Regions from separate parts of the Homo sapiens genome. Here region 2 is linked to region 1. A link is a loop called in an ENCODE intact Hi-C map of the cell type or tissue named here. Cell type or tissue: ovary. All regions are shown on one strand.

Region 1 (8,000 bases):
TTGTGATCCGCCCACCTTGGCCTCCAATGTGCTGGGATTATAGGCGTGAGCCACCACATCCAGCTGTTTTGTTTTGAGACAGGGTCTTGCTCTGTCACCAGGCTGGAGTGCAGTGGCGCAATCTCCGCTCACTGCAACCTTTGTCTCCTGGGTTCAAGTGGTTTTCCTGCCTCAGCTTTCTGAGTAGCTGGGATTACAGGACTGCACCACCATGCCTGGCTAAATTTTGTACAGACAGGGTTTTGCCACGTTGGCCAGGCTGGTCTTGAACTCCTGGTCTCAAGTGAGCCGCCCACCTTGGTTTCCCTAAGTGCTGGGATTACAGGCATGCACCACTTCGCCCGGCCTAAATTGTGTGTTCTTGATTTCTAGTGCTGAAAACACCTTTGTAAACTATGCAGTGGCCGGGCGCTGTGGCTCACGCCTGTAATCCCAGCACTTTGGGAGGCTGAGGCAGGCGGATCACCTGAGGTCAGGAGTTTGAGACCAGCCTCAACATGGAGAAACCCCGTCTCTACTAAGTACAAAATTAGCCGGGCGAGGTGGTGCATGCCTGTAATCTCAGCTTCTCAGGAGGCTGAGGCAGGAGAATTGCTTGAACCTGGGAGGCAGAGGCTGTGGTGAGCCGAGATCGTGCCATTGCACTCCAGCCTGGGCAACAAGAGCGAAACTCCGTCCCAAAACAAAACAAAACAAAACAAAACAAAACAAAACAAAACAAAACAAAAACTCTGCAGTAAGAGAACTGACATGGCTGACTCCATCTTGCTTCTAGCCTCAGAGGTTGCCTGCCTTTGCTCATTTCTGGCCGTGGGCCAAGCTAACTTTGGGAGAAATTTACCTTTTAGTTTAAATGATAACAGCCCTTCCCCCAAAACTGTTCACATAAAACTAATGAAAAGCCACCAAATTAGGAGAATGAGAGGGGCCTGAATTAATAATAATTCCCAGCCGTTATTCCAGAGGTTCTAAGATTTGCAACTTCCCTAATTACTCTTGCAGAGAACATCACTATGGTAGAACCTAAGATTGGTCTTTTGAGATGTCTTTTCAAGTTTTTGCATTTCTTTTTTTTTTGAGACAGAGTCTCGCTCTGTCACCCAGGCTGGAGTGCAATCTTTGCTCTCTACAACCTCCACCTCCTGAGTTCAGGTGATTCTCCTGCCTCAGCCTCCCGACTACCTGGGGTTACAGGCATCCACTACCATGCCCAGTGAATTTTTTTGTTTTGAGACAGAGTTTTACTTTGCTGCCCAGGCTGAGTGCATTGGCAAGAACTCGGCTCACTGCAACCTCCACCTCCCAGGTTCAAGCAATTCTCGTGCCTCAGCCTCCTTAGTAGCTGGATTACAGGCACCTACCACCACGCCCAGCTGATTTTTAGTTCTTTTTAGTACAGACAGGGTTTCACCACCTTGCCCAGGCTGGTCTCAAACTCCTGAGCTCAGGCAATCTGCCCGTCTTGGCCTCCCAGAGTGCTAGGATTACAGGCATGAGCTGCTGCGCCTGGCCTTTTTTGTTTTTGTTTTTGTTTTTTGAGGTGGAGTCTCTCTCTGTTGCCCAGGCTGGAGTGCCATGGCATGATCTCGGCTCACTGTAACCTCTGTCTCCCAAGTTCAAGTGATTCTCCTGCCTCAGCCTCCCAAGTAGCTGGGACTACAGGCGTCCATCATCATACTTGGCTAATTTTGTATTTGTAATAGAGACGAGGTTTCACCATGTTGGCCAGGCTGGTGTCCAACTCCTGATCTCAGGTGATCCATCCGCCTCCACCTCCCAGTGTTGGGATTACAGGTGTGAGTCACTGTGCCCAGCCCATGCGAATATTCTTAATTCATGGCAATTGTTTTACTTGCCTGCTTTCCAGCTAGGTAAGGCCTGGGGACATGTGGAATTGGCAATGCCCTAGCTATGCTGAAAACAGTCAAATCTTATCAGAACATAACTTACCAGGTTTTACATTACAGTTAAAATTGCCAAAGAGTCACCATTGTAACATGCAATCAAGACTACTGGAAATATGGCTGGGCATGGTGGCTCACGCCTCTAATCCCAGCAGTTTGGGAGGCTGAGGCAGGTGGATCGCCTGAGGTTAGGAGTTCGAAACCAGCTTGGCCAACATGGTGAAACCCCGTCTCTGCTAAAAATATAAGGATTAGCTGGGCATGTTGGTACACGCCTATAATCCCAGCTACTGGGGAGGCTGAGGCAGGAGAATTGCTTGAACCCGGGAGGTGGAAGTTTCTGTAAGCTGATATCATACCACTGCATTCCAGCCTGGGTGACAGAGCGAGACTTCTGCAAATAGATTTACATGCAAGGTGTATAAGAACAGTAAAATGTGTTGTGGTTTTTTTTTTTTTTTGTAAAAGGTTATAAGAAGGCATGGAAATGTAAATTTTGCCTAGGGTTAAATGATTGTTTTGAGTTAGATAGAAAAAGCTGAAGGTTCAAAGAAGTGGTAGAAGAATTGGCAAAATTAATTTGCAGAAGAGGTTCTCTGTGTGAACATATTGACTAAATTCAAAAGGGTTATACAAAGTTTTTGCTTCTTTAAAATTTCTGAGTCATCGTTTTGGCAAAATAAAGAACTTACGGTAATCTGGAATTCCAAAATCAAACTTCAGTTTCAAAATTGTCTTTCCTAATGCCTGGCTTTTTGGATGGATCAGAGGGCCACTGAAAACATCCAGAAAGGAGGTAAACAGGATTATTCAACATGTTTAGGTACATGAGATTGCCAAAATGATGCTCAATCTTCTTTTTTTTTTTTTAATCTTCCCCAATTTAAATCTTTTAATTTAAAAGTAAACTTTACTGTCAAAAATGCAAACTTGGGGAGGGCAGAAAGATCACACACAAGGCTGCCACTTCACACCTGGAGGGTTGCACGGCGACCAGGCAGAGGCACTCCTCACTTCCCAGACAGTGCAGCGGCCAGGCAGTCAATCTTCTTTAGGTTATATTTTTGTGAATAGTACTAATATATATTCCAAAATGGTATGGGATTTCTAAAATTCCAATGTCTAAGTATATGCTATCAATTATAATTATGGCTATTATGCTAAGTTATTGTAAACCATAGAAGTAACCAAATTTGCCAGGCGCTGTGGCTCACGCCTATAATCCCAGCACTTTGGGAGGCCGAGGTGGGTGGATCACGAGGTCAGGAGTTTGAGACCAGCCTGGCCAGCATAGTGAAACCCCATCTCTACTAAAAATACAAAAAATTAGCCGGGCATGGTGGTGAGTGCCTGTAATCCCAGCTACTTGGGAGGCTGAGGCAGGAGAATCACTTGAACCCAAGAGGCAGAGGTTGCAGTGAGCTGAGATTGTACCACTGCACTCCAGCCTGGGCAATAGAGCGAGACTGTTTCAAAAAAAAAAAAAAAGACAATGAAAGGTGGATTGGGTGAATTAGGCAGCACACCCACACATAAAGTCATAATTTTTCTATTAGCTCCCTTCCCTAACTCTTTTCCTTCCCCTCTGCTCACTCTGATCCAGCCACACCTGCCCCCTTGCTGTTCCTTGGTCTGTCTCACCTTCTGTGTTCAGAGCCTTTGCCCTCTCTGTTCCTTTTGCCTGGAAGGCACTTCCCCCTGAAATTCCTTGGCTTATCAGAGCCCTCATTTACATTTCACTTCTGTGGGTTTTCTTTTTTCTTTTTTTTGAGATGGGGTTTTGCTCTGTCACCCAGGCTGGTGTGCAGTGGCACCATCACAGCTCACTTCAGCCTTGATGTCCGGGGCTTAAGGGATTCTCCCACCTCAGCTTTTCAAGTAGCTGGGATCACAGGTGTGTGCTATCATGCCTGGCTAATTTTTTAATTTTTTTTTGTAGAGTGGGGGTCTTTCTATGTTGCTCAGTCTGGTCTCAAACTCCTTGGCTCAAGCGCTCCTCCCTCCTTGGCCTCCCAAAGAGTTGGGATTACAGGCATGAGCCACTGCATCTGGCTCTTGGGTTTTCTTGATATCATGATCAGGGTGGCCTGTGACAACTACCCTGGCCAATGAAGCCTAAATTGTTTTGGTCCCAGAGACTTGAACTGAATCAGGCTACCTTTCATTCAATGCAGATCACCTCCTCCAGGAAGCCCTCTCAGACTGCCCAGGCTAGGTCAGGTGTTTCTCCCCAGCCCTCTGCTGATAACCCTTTCAAAATGGTTCATTTCCTCTGAGGGGATAAGAGAGGGGTGATGACTCATCCATTTCAGCATCCCCAGTGCCAGGCAAGGCCCAGAGGAGGTGCTCAAGAACCTGCTCTAGGCCAGAAGCAAAGGGAGGAAAGGAAGGCTCCTTTTGCTGGTCTTTTCCCTGCTGCCAGCAGAGGGCGCCTCCGCACCACGATTCTGCCCAGGTGGGTCCAGCCTCCAGTGGGGCCACAGCCAACCTCCTTGTCCTCAGGAGGCTTCCGGACAGAGGGGAGACCTCCTTTGTTCTCTGAGAACAAAGTGCTCAGGCCTTGGGTGCAGACACTGCTACCTGTGTGATCTTGGAGTCTGTGACTTTCCCATCTGACCCTTGATTTTCTCATCTATAAACTGGCTGTATTACCTTGGGGAGTTTGTGAGCTAATAAAATCATCAGTGCAGTGCTGAGCTTAGAGGCACCGCTTGCTAGCTGGGTAACCATGGACTAGTGATTTTGCCTCTCTGTGCCTCAGTTTCCTCGCCTGCAAAATGGGGATAATTGTAACCACCTCATAGGGCTGTTGGGACAATTAAATGAGTTATTCTATAAAATATGAAGCAGAGCGTCAGGCACATGGCCAGGGCTGTGTTATTATTTCCCTTTATTATCATTGCTGGTTGATGAGAGAATGTCCCAGCTCCAACTTTCACCTGCCATGTTGCACCCATGATGACTCCAGGGTAGAGGCTGTGACACCTTTTTTTTTTTTTTTTTAAACAGAGTCTTGCTCTGTTGCCCAGGCTGGAGTGCAGTGGCACGATCTTGGCTCATTGCAACCTCTGCCTCCTGGGTTCAAGCAATTCTCTTGCCTCAGCCTCCCAAGTAGCTGGGATTACAGGCGCCTGCCACCATGCCCTACTAATTTTTGTATTTTTAGTAGAGATGGGGTGTCTCCATGTTGGTCAAGCTGGTTTCGAACTCCTGACCTCATGGTCTGCCTGCCTCAGCCTCCCAAAGTGCTGGGATTACAGGCGTGAGCCACCGTGCCTGGACTTTTTTTTTTTTTTTTTTTTATCTGAGATGGAGTCTCGCTCTGTCACCCAGGCTGGAGTGCAGTGGCAAGATCTCGGCTCACTGCAACCTCCAGCTCCTGGGTTCAAGCGATTCTCCTGCTTCAGCCTCCCGAGTACTTAGGATTACAGGTGCCCACCACCACGCCCAGCTAATTTTTGTATTTTTAGTAGAGACAGGGTTTCACCATGTTGGACCAGGCTAGTCTCGAACTCCTCAGGTGATCCGCTCGCCTCGGCCTCCCAAAGTGCTGGGGTTACAGGCATGAGCCACCACGCCCACCCTTTTTTTTTTTTTTTTTTAGATGGAGTCTCACGCTGTTGCCTGGGATGGAGAGTACAGTGGCGCAATCTTGGCTCACTGCAACCTCTGCCTCCCAGTTTCAAGCAATTCTCCTGCCTCAGCCTCCCGAGTAGCTGGGTTACGGGCGCCTGCCACTACGCCTGGCTAATTTTTGTATTTTTAGTAGAGACAGGGTTTCGCCATGTTGGCCAGGCTGTTTCAAACTCCTGACCTCAGGTGATCCGCCTGCCTCAGCCTCCCAAAGTGCTGGGATTACAGGTGTGAGCCACTGTGCCTGGCCTGATTTTTAAATTTTTTTGTAGAGACAGGGTCTTGCCATGTTGCCCAGACTGGTCTCGGACTCCTGAACTCAAGCCATCCTCCTCCCTCAGCCTCCTAAAGCATTGAGATTACAGGCGTGAGCCACTGTGCCCACTCAGTCTTTTTTTTTTTTTTTTTTGAGACAGAGTTTCACTCTTGTTGCCTAGGCTGGAGTGCAATGGTACGATCTCGGCTCACCGCAACCTCCGCCTACCAGGTTCAATCGATTCTCCAGCCTCAGCCTCCTGAGTAGCTGGGATTATAGGCATGCGCCACCACGCCCAGCTAATTTTTGTATTTTGAGTAGAGATGGGATTTCTCCATGTTGGTCAGGCTGGTCTTGAAATCCTGACCTCAGGTAATCCGCCTGCCTCGGCCTCCCAAAGTGCTGGGATTACAGGCGTGAGCCACCGCACCCGGCCCATGGCATCTTAACATTGGAGAAAACAGCAGAAGCAGATGGGCAGTCTCTCACCTTTGCCTCTCCCTTCTTCCCTGATCAGACCATAAAGCTTTCACTGGGGAGGTGCCCTCTCTATTCCCAAAGGAAAGGAGCCAAAGACACAGAGATGCCAAGAAGAATCTGAACAATCAGGCCTTGCTAAGTCCCATTTCCACCGTCCTGCCACCCCTCACCGCCCCCTATCTATTATCATTAGATCAGACTCTTTTGTTCTCCAATTATACTTCTTCACAACTGCCTACTCTTCATCAAACCAAAGCAGAAAAGCACACAAATTTACCTGTTTCTTCTTCTTCTTCTTTTTTTTTTTTCTTCTGGAGACCATGCCTCACTCTATCACCCAGGCTGGAGTGCAGTGGCACAATCTCGGCTCACTGCCACCTCCACCTCCTGGGTTCAAGCAATTCTCATGTCTCAGCCTCGGGAGTTGCTGGGACTACAAGTGCGTGCTGCCACACCTGCCTAATTTTTTATATTTTAGTAGAGACAGGGTTTTGCCATGTTGCCCAGATAGGTCTTGAACTCCTGGGCTCAAGCAATTCACCCACCTCGGGCTCCCAAAGTGCTGGGTTTACAGTTGTGAGCCACCGTGCCTGGCTACCTGTTTCTTTTCTTTTTTTTTTGAAATGGAGTGTTGCTCTGTTGCCCAGGCTGAAGTGCAGTGGCGCTATCTTGGCTCACTGCAATTTCTGCCTCCTGGGTTCAAGCAATTCTCCTGCCTCAGTCTCCCGAGTAGCTGGTACTACAGCTGCATGCCACCATGCCGGGCTAATTTTTTGTATTTTAGTAGAGACAGGGTTTCACCATGTTGCCCAGGCTGGTCTTGAACTCCTGAGCTCAGGCAATCCATCTGCCTCGGCCTCCTGAAGTGTTAGGGTTACAGGTGTGAGCTGCCGCACCCAGCCGTGTTTCTTCTTTTTAAAAATCTTTTCTTGATAGCTTTTGGGGTACGAGTGTGTTTTGGTGACATGGATGAATTGTACAGTGATGAAGTCTGAGATTCTAGCGCACCTGTCACCCAAGTAATGTACATTGTACCCAGTATGTACAATGAGACCCTCTTTTTTTATCCCCTCCCATCCTCCCTCTTCTGAGTCTCCAAAGTCCATTATACCACTCTATATGCCTTTGCATACCCATAGCTTACCTCCCACTTATAAGTGAGGACATACAGTATTTGGTTTTCCATTCCTGAGTTACTTTGCTTAGAATAATGACCTTCAAATAATGGCCTCCAGCTCCATCCAAGTTGCTACAAAAGACATTGTTTCATTCTTTTTTATGCCCAAGTAATGTTCCATGGTGTATACGTACCACATTTTCTTTATCCACCTATTGGTCAATGGGCACTGAAGTTGGTTCCATATCTTTGCAATTGTGAAGTGTGCTGTAATAAATATATGCATATAGGTATCTTTTTTTTTTTTGAGATAAGAGTCTTGCTCCGTGTAGAGTGAAGTGGCACAATCTTGGCTCACTGCAACTTCTGCCGCCTGGGGTCAAGCAATTCTCCTGTCTCAACCTCCTGAGTAACTGGGATTACAGGCTTTTTTGTATTTGTAGTAGAGACAGGGTTTCACCACGTTGGCCAGGCTGGTCTTGAACTCCTGACCTTAGGTGATCCGCATGCCTGCCTTGGCCTCCCAAAATGCTGGGATTACAGGTGTGAGCCACAGCACCCAGCCTAATGACTACTTTCCCTCTGGATAGATACCCAGTAGTGGGATTGC
Region 2 (8,000 bases), 330 kb after region 1:
TTGACTATTCTTTTACCAGTACCTCCCACATTGTCTTGGCTACTGTAGCTTTTGAGTAAGTCTGAACATCAGGTAGTGACCATACCTACCTTTTCAGCAGGGGGGCTGCTGTTCTCCCCACTTTACAGATGAAGAAACTAACCACAATCATGGAGTCTTCCTGATAGTCTCCCTTATCATCAGGTGTTAGATGCTTAGCTCATGTTTAACACCTAATGCCTGGTGCCTCGCATGCTTGATGCTCAGGACATCGCCTTTGCAGTCTGGGTTGGGTTTGACTCTTAGCTCTGTTTTTGTTAGTTGTATACCCCTAGGAAAGTAATCTTACCCCCTGTGCCTCAGTTTCTTCATCTGTAAAGTGGACGTCACCTGCCTTATACATCGTGGCAAATATTAAATGAGTCCATGTATCAAGTGAAACCATGTGAAATTGCTGATCTCTGACCATTTTCACAGACACAAATGACAGTTTTACCTAGTCCAACCTAACATGCAAAGCATTCCTTGTAGTACTGGAGAAAGAGTAGGTTCTCCAGAAAATGGTCCCTGTAGCTGCTGCCATGCTCACTAATACAATGCCTGCTTCTGCTGCTGTTGCTATGACATTGTTATTACTGAAGGTGGTGGCTCTGAGGCTGATGTTTCATGTTCCTTGTGCCCTCTAATCAGGCAGCCAGTGTCTACAAGGACTTCCCAAGTGGCAAGCTTCTTGCTGAGTCTGCCAAGAGTAATCCAACCCTTTGCAGAGTTGGATTGTGGGGCAGAAGTGCTCACCTAGCAGGATACATGTGTGTGCAAAGTGCAGTGGGAGAAGCTGAGTGGGCAGGAGGGGTGGGGGCCACTTCCTGGATGTGGCCCATTAAGGGAGCCTGGTAGGATGGTTGGGAATTTGGGATGGGGGGAGTGTTCCAGGCACAGGTAATGGCTTGTGTAAAGGCTTGGAAGGGGCAGTGGACAAGCTTCAGGGGGAGCCTGAGGTTTGACTGTTGGGTAGAGGGGGAAGCTGCTTATGGTGGCCTAGGCTGCCTGCACAACTAACCCCATCCTTTGCTTCCGCAGGTCCCACCCACCTCTGCCTCCGCCATGGCTGCAAGAACCGTTATCATTGACCACGGGTCTGGCTTTTTGAAGGCTGGCACGGCCGGCTGGAATGAGCCTCAGATGGTCTTCCCGAACATCGTGAACTACCTACCGTGCAAGGAGAACCCTGGCCCCAGCTATGCCCGTAGGCGTGTGAGCCTGGGCATCGACATTTGCCATCCTGACACCTTTAGCTACCCCATCGAGCGGGGCCGCATCCTCAACTGGGAGGGTGTGCAGTACCTCTGGTCATTTGTGTTGGAGAACCACAGACGGGAGCAAGAGGTCCCCCCTGTGATCATCACGGAGACACCCTTGAGGGAGCCTGCGGACCGAAAGAAGATGCTGGAGGTGAGGCCTGCCGGGGCCTGCTCCCACTCGGGAGCGGGAAACAGACTGACACTATGTCTGGACTGATTGGGCACCAGGAATTCTGCTTTTTAAGATAAATTGCCAACCAGGTGTGGTGGCTTATGCCTGTAATCCCAACACTTTGGGACTCCCAGGCAGGCAGATTGCTTGAGCCCAGGAGTTCAGGACCAGCCTGGGCAATATAGTGAGACCCCTGTCTCTATAAAAAATACAAAAATTAGCCAGGTGTGGTCCCAGCTACCTGGGAGGCTGAGGTGGGAGGATCAGTTGAGCCCGGGAGGTCGAGAATAGAGTGAGCTGAGATCACGACACTGCACTCTAGCCTGGGCAACAGAGCAAGGCCCTGTCTCAAAAAAACAAACAAACAAAAAAACCCAACAGAAACCAACAAATTGCCCCACAAACATTTCCCAAGAACCTAGTGAATGCCTGGTGTGCCACTAAGCAGGGGAGCTCACGGAGGCCCCACCTGCAGACGGACATGCAGCAACCAACGTGCTTGGTGGAAAGGGGGTTACCAGGGAGACGTGGAATATTTGCTTATGGATTCCATAATTGCTGATACAGGCCATGTTCTGGCCCTCAGAGAGCTTCCATGAAGGGGTTAAGAAATAATTCCAGGTAGTGATGAGTTCTAGAACCATAATGAAATGGGATCATGGTGGACTGTTGGGGGTGGGGAACCTGTTTGAAGAGAGCGCTCAGGAAGGGCTTCTCTGACGGAGGTGATTTCAGCAGCAAGAGCGGCAAGAGGCAAATAGGATGGTGAGGTTGGAGGAGGCTGGGCCTTGTAGGCCTGGTAGGCTGTGGGGAGTGCTTGGATTCTACTTTAAATCAAGGATTGGCAACCCAGTGAGCCAAATCCGGCCCACCACCTATTTTGTAAATAAAGTTTTATTGGAACATAGCCACACACATTCATTTATATGTTATGTAAGATAGAAAGAGAGAGGAAAGAAAAAAGAACATATGCTCATTGCCTGGTAGGTAAAGCCCTATTATTATTTTTTAAATAAAAACTTTCCAAACATGAAGACAAAACAGGAATTCTGATATTTAGGGTTTGGCAGAGTGTGCTTTCATACGACAGCATCTGAGTTAAGTTGTTGCAGCAGAGACTGTTTGAGACCATACATCAAGTTAAAGGCTAAAATATTTACTATTGTAGGTTTACTAGGTAAAATACGTGATGCCTAGTTAGACTTGAGTTTCAGATAAATTACAAATAATGTCTTAGTATTTAAGTATGTTTCATATTGCATGGGGCATACTTACACTACAATATTATTTATTATTGATCTGACATTCACATGTAACTGGGCATCCTGTAGTTTTATTTGCTGAATTTGGCAACCCTTACTGTCTATCCCTTTACAGAAAATGCTTGCCAGCCACTGCTCTAAGTGAATAGGAAGTTCCTGGGGAGTTTTAAATGGAGAGTTTTAAATGGGGGAGTTGTATCTGATTTTCTATTTGAAAAAGAGGACCTTGGCTGCTATTTTGAGAAATGGCTGGTGGGGGGACAATTTTCTGAGAGTAGTAATGGAGGGAGCCCCCTCCCACTGAGGGGAGACGATGGGCTTGTGGGGGCTTGAAGAGGTGAGTAAGTGGCTGGGACCACAGAAGGGTTGACTGTTAGGATCTTTCTGCTTCTATGGGATTAGAACCTTGGGGAGGCTGCCAGAGCTGAGGAATGGGGGGCAGGGGGGCTTTGTAAAGATTCAGGGGGTGAGGAGCAGGGGGAGAAAACCAGCCCAGGGACTCTGGCAAACCCTAAATACCAGAATTCCGGGTTTGTCTTGACGTTTGTAAGGTTTTTATTTAAAAGAAAAAATAAGGCTTTTCCTGCCAGGCAGTGAGCATCTTTTCCCTTTTTTTCTTTTTTCTTTTCTTTTCTTTTCTTCCTTCCTTTCCTTTTTCCTTCGTTCTGGCGTCTTTTTTCTTGTCTGTCTTATCTTTCTGGTCTGTCTTTTCCAGTCTTCCTCCACTGTTTGGAGACAGTGGTGAATACGCAACACTTGTTTCTTTTCTAATCTGTTCTTCCTTCTAAAGAGGCGGTTCAGGCTGCACATGTGACCCGTGGCCATGTTGCTCCTGCAGCCAGTGTCCCAGAACCATTTCTTGCAGCCACAGAGCTCTTCTCACCTCTTCACCGAAGTGGTCTTCTGAACAGCCACGACCAGACAAGCTCCTGAGGGCAAACCCAGCTCCCCTTCTAATCCTCCAGAGCTGCTGCATTATCCTCACTGCATAAGCTCCAGGGGCCCTGGGCGCAGCATCCTGGGGCAGCCCGAGAGTCCCCCCGAGGATGGGGCTCTGTGCTGACTTCAGCTTTGACTGCTGAGCAGGCTGGGGGGAAATGCACTGAGTGAATTCTCCCTCGTTGCAGATCCTGTTTGAGTTGCTGCATGTCCCATCGGTCCTCCTGGCCGACCAGCTGCAGATGTCCCTGTATGCCTCTGGCCTCCTGACCGGAGTGGTGGTTGATTCTGGCTATGGCCTGACCCGCGTGCAGCCTTTCCACCAGGGCCGCCCCTTGCCCGCCAGCGGCAAGACGCTGGAGTTCGCCGGCCAGGATCTCTCCGCCTATCTCCTCAAGAGTCTCTTTAAGGAAGATTGCGATAGACGCTGCCTGTTTCAGCTGGAGACAGTCGCCGTGACTCAGATGAACAAGTGCTACGTGCCGCAGAATCTGGGGGAGGCCCTGGACTTTCGTGAGAGGCAGCAGAGTGCCTTGGATGAGAGCAACACCTATCAGCTCCCAGACGGCTCCCGCGTGGAGCTGACCCCCATGCAGCGGGTGGCTCCTGAGATGTTCTTTAGCCCGCAGGTGTTCGAGCAGCCGGGGCCCAGCATCCCACGGGCCATTGTGGAATCCGTGGAGTCCTGCGAGATCTCCCTGCGCCCCCTGCTGGTCTCCCACGTGATGGCCTGCGGGGGCAACACCCTCTATCCCGGGTTCACAAAGCGCCTGTTCAGGGAGCTGATGGGGGATCACGTCTCCTCCACCAAGGCCACAGTCTGGGAGGGTTCCAATAGAAACTTTAGTGTCTGGCTAGGAGCGTCCGTGGTGGCTCACCTTTCTACCTACCAGTCTGAGTGGATGTCCCGAGAGGAGTATGGTGAGCATATGAGGATGTGACCCTACTGGCTCACTCCTGAGAATGGGCTCCTGTTAGATGGGCACGGGCGGATTAATTTTAGCAAAATGTTCTGGGTGGGGGTAGAATGAGGTGGGGTGGGGTGAGCTGGCTTTGGAATTCTAGGGGCATGAGGGTATTTTTTAGGTTCTAAGGTTTTATCTTGTTGCAAGAGTGGGACCTACCCAAGGGGGAAGACAAGATGTCATCCTTGGAAACCCTGCAGGGGACAGTTTTTCCAGGGTGGCCTATCATTGGGGTATGAGTGGCTGACTGCCATCTCCATGCCTGAGAGCCACTGATTTTTCATTGGCATTTCCCCTGGTTTGTCTCATTCTTCTTGGTTGAGTAGGTTTTAACTGGGGTAGCACTCCTGCTAGGAGTCCCAATTATTTTTGACTAGGGGATGGGGGACAGTTGACATTTCTGGTCCTACAGGCCCTTTCTGGCCAGGGAGGCATTGCTGCAGGTGAGCCTGGGATGCCCTTGCCACCCGTGGTTGGATCTTGTTTTATATCTGCAAATAAATAGCTTGTTTGGAAGCAATGCTGGCTCCTGTGATGGATGGGGGTAGGGTGCGCAGCCCCTTGGGGAGACTTAGGGAGTGTAAGTGTGAGAGAGCCAGGTGGGGGCCAGGGCGGGCTCTGAGGTGTCTGGGGCCTATGAACAGTGGCTGCCACTGAGCAGAATAGGCAAGGGTCTGGACCCCGTGTTCTTTCACTGCCACATTCTATCCATCCATCCCAGGTGTCCCAATATTCTGTTTAAAGTTTCCCTTCTTATTCGTATTTGTTTGGTATATATCTGATGCATATTCAAGTACCTAGCATGTTTTAGGAGCTGTGCTGGACCTTGGGGACTTGAGAAAGATGTACAAGGTTTCTGGTTTCAAGCTTACAGCCTCCTGTGGGATCTATTGTAGACAGTATATAAGTAAACATATTTCTGATGATGAAGAATGAAATGAATCAAATGTGACACGGTCATGTGATCTGGAGGTGGAGGGATGGCCACTTTCAATGGAGTGGACTGAGATGAGGTTGCTAGGGACCATCAGTAACTGTGTCTTCTCCTTCCACGGCACACTGTGAGGCAATGCTCCCAAGTCTCCAGCAGTTATATAGGGCCAGGTGGCTGAGTTCTGGCTCAGTTGGCATGCACCTGACCTTAAAAATACTCCTTCACAGCCTGTGGGATGGGTCAATGGGGAGGACGTGTAAGCCCTAGGGGATGGATGGCAAATGCTGCAGATGGAAGGAGCCTGAGTGCCTAGGTGGAGCAGAAACCCCTGCCCAACCCCACCAACACTAGCCTGTGGCATGAGGAATCTATGTTCAGCCACTGAGAGTGTGGGGATGTTTGTTACAGCAACTGTTTTGCTTACTCTGACTAATACAGAGAAGGGAGCCACAATATACTATTTATTTAATAAAATGTGTTTTCTGTTAAGTGCCAGAACTGGGGTTTGAACCCAGCCTGGACTCTCAACCACAGTGTTATCCAGCTGTTTCTGAAAGGGATTCTTGGCTCCTTAATGTTAAGAGCTGGAATAGAGTAACAAGTGTAGTTTGGAAGACTGAAGCTCAAGGAACCCAGATATCTCAGGGCAAGTAGAGGAATTTGGAGGGCAGAGTCCAACTCACCTTGTCTTTGAACACATGAGCCATATTCTCATGTGTTTGCTCCCACACTTGAAGCATCAGCAGTCCCCAGGGAAAAGAGTGGGGGCCTGGAATAACAATTCTTAGGTAGACCAACTCAGAACCAGCCTGGTGCAAGCCCCAGACTTGGTGTCAGATTGAGTTTCAGGCTGGCCCTATCATGAGCTGAGCTGCCTTGGGCAAGTTATTTAACCTCTTTGAGTCTATCAAGTATAAAATAGGAAGTAATAACCACCTTCTCTCAGAGATTTGGAGTTGAAGATGAACTAAGATAGGGGATGAGAACTCACTTTGAAGCTGTGACGTGCTACTGAGGTAAGAGAAATGACTTTCAAGCTTTTAAGTTGATGTCACTCGCCTATTAAACATGAGTGTTAATAACAATGGCAGCTACCATCGCTTGCCAGGCGTTGTGGTGAGAGCTTTACAAATGGAATCACATTTAATCCTCACGTGCACACTGTGAAATGAGTGACGTTTGTCTCCACTTACAAATAAGAAAACCAAAGATGAGCGATGTTAAACACTTGTTCAAGTTCACACTCAAGTTCAAGCTAATCATGATTTGTCAGAGTTAGGAATGGATTCAGCATTCCTAGAACACTAGGCTAAAAGTGGCTGAAACAGATTTATTTGTCTCAGGCAACAAGTAGACACTCCAGGTGAACAGTGTCAAATCTACATCACCAAGGTCTCTCTTTTTCTTTCCATTTCTCCACCTTCAGCATGTAGGCTTGTTGGATTGTGGTCACAAAACAGCTGTGGCAGCTCCAGGCATCACCCCCTATATTTCCTGCAGGAAAAGGAAGCATGAAGGGAGTGTCTTATCTGGGTCTGTCACTTGCTATTAGAAAGTTGTCACCTAGCAGATTTCTGTTTGGCTCATTACTTGGAGGTAGCTGAAATAGGTGACACACAGGTTTGAGTGAGCTGATTCACAGTGTCTGTTCCTTGGCAGAGGAGGGCTTTGAATCTAGGTCTGTCCATACTAAAGCCTGTGTTATCACCGATAGTGGCAGGCTGCCTTCTCAGCTTTCTGGGCCTTCTTGGTTCCCTTGGCCTGAGATGCGGATGTGTGATTTTTTCCAGGCTTGTGTGAAAGCTGCTTTCGGATAGCAGTCGAGGTGTGGGCACCCTGGGCAGAAATCTTTGCATTTGAAACCCCTATATTTGTACACACCTGAGCCTTAAAAGGCAGAAGTGGGGGAAACTTAGAAATGAGGACAAGGAAAAGGAGGGCCTGGAGAGGAGATGGGCAAGGGGCATTTTCTTTCCTTATTTAGCTCTGGGCAACTGTCATCAGAACCCTTTTCCTCATTTCATTCTGAATGTAACATTTAACCTTTCTGTTCAAGCATCAAATCTGGCTGCCTAGTGTATAATTATGAACTTTTCTTCACTTTCTCTCCCCCCTCCCCCACTCCCAAAGCTTTTAGAACTCCCTTGTTGGGTACTATCTCTCTCCTCTGACTCTCCAATTAAATTAAAAATAGCAGCTCCATGGGCCGTGTGGGGCCTTCAACCTAATGCGGAACTGCTGGCACGCCTGGCCTGGCGGGGTGGTACGTGGTGCCCAGAAGATGCCTGCTGGGCTCCAGCAAGTCCTGGCAGCTGCTCAGAGCTCGAGGAGGCTCATCCTCTGTGAGAGGTCTGGGGCTGCCTGCCAGGGGCAGCCAGGTGCAGAGGGGAGGGAGGCAGGGTCTTGGCAGCTGGGTCAGGGGCTGGGTGGGGCTGGCAGAGGGGACAA

The links. Peaks named below come from ENCODE experiments on the same cell type or tissue, not always from the same donor. Only the 100,000 strongest peaks of a DNase experiment are listed, where the experiment ranks them.
Region 2: it touches region 1 in a loop (4-fold over the local background); 19 of 110 quality-filtered maps call a loop at or near these places.

Annotation. Positions count from the first base shown.
Region 1 is chr1:17,490,107-17,498,106 of GRCh38, forward strand. No RefSeq gene overlaps it. Among named protein-coding and RNA genes, the nearest start is that of ARHGEF10L, 46 kb to the right of the region's middle. RefSeq lists a silencer at 4,324-4,466. In ovary, a CTCF peak has its summit at 4,336 (motif pointing right); a DNase peak (open chromatin) is centred at 4,345.
Region 2 is chr1:17,821,926-17,829,925 of GRCh38, forward strand. ACTL8 (actin like 8) reads left to right here. Exons shown (of 3, transcript NM_030812.3): 2 at 1,060-1,431; 3 at 3,842-5,138. The coding sequence starts at 1,084. The coding sequence ends at 4,594. Among named protein-coding and RNA genes, the nearest start is that of ACTL8, 71 kb to the left of the region's middle. RefSeq lists an enhancer at 4,103-4,692. In ovary, no CTCF peak of the experiment used is centred here; a DNase peak (open chromatin) is centred at 4,325.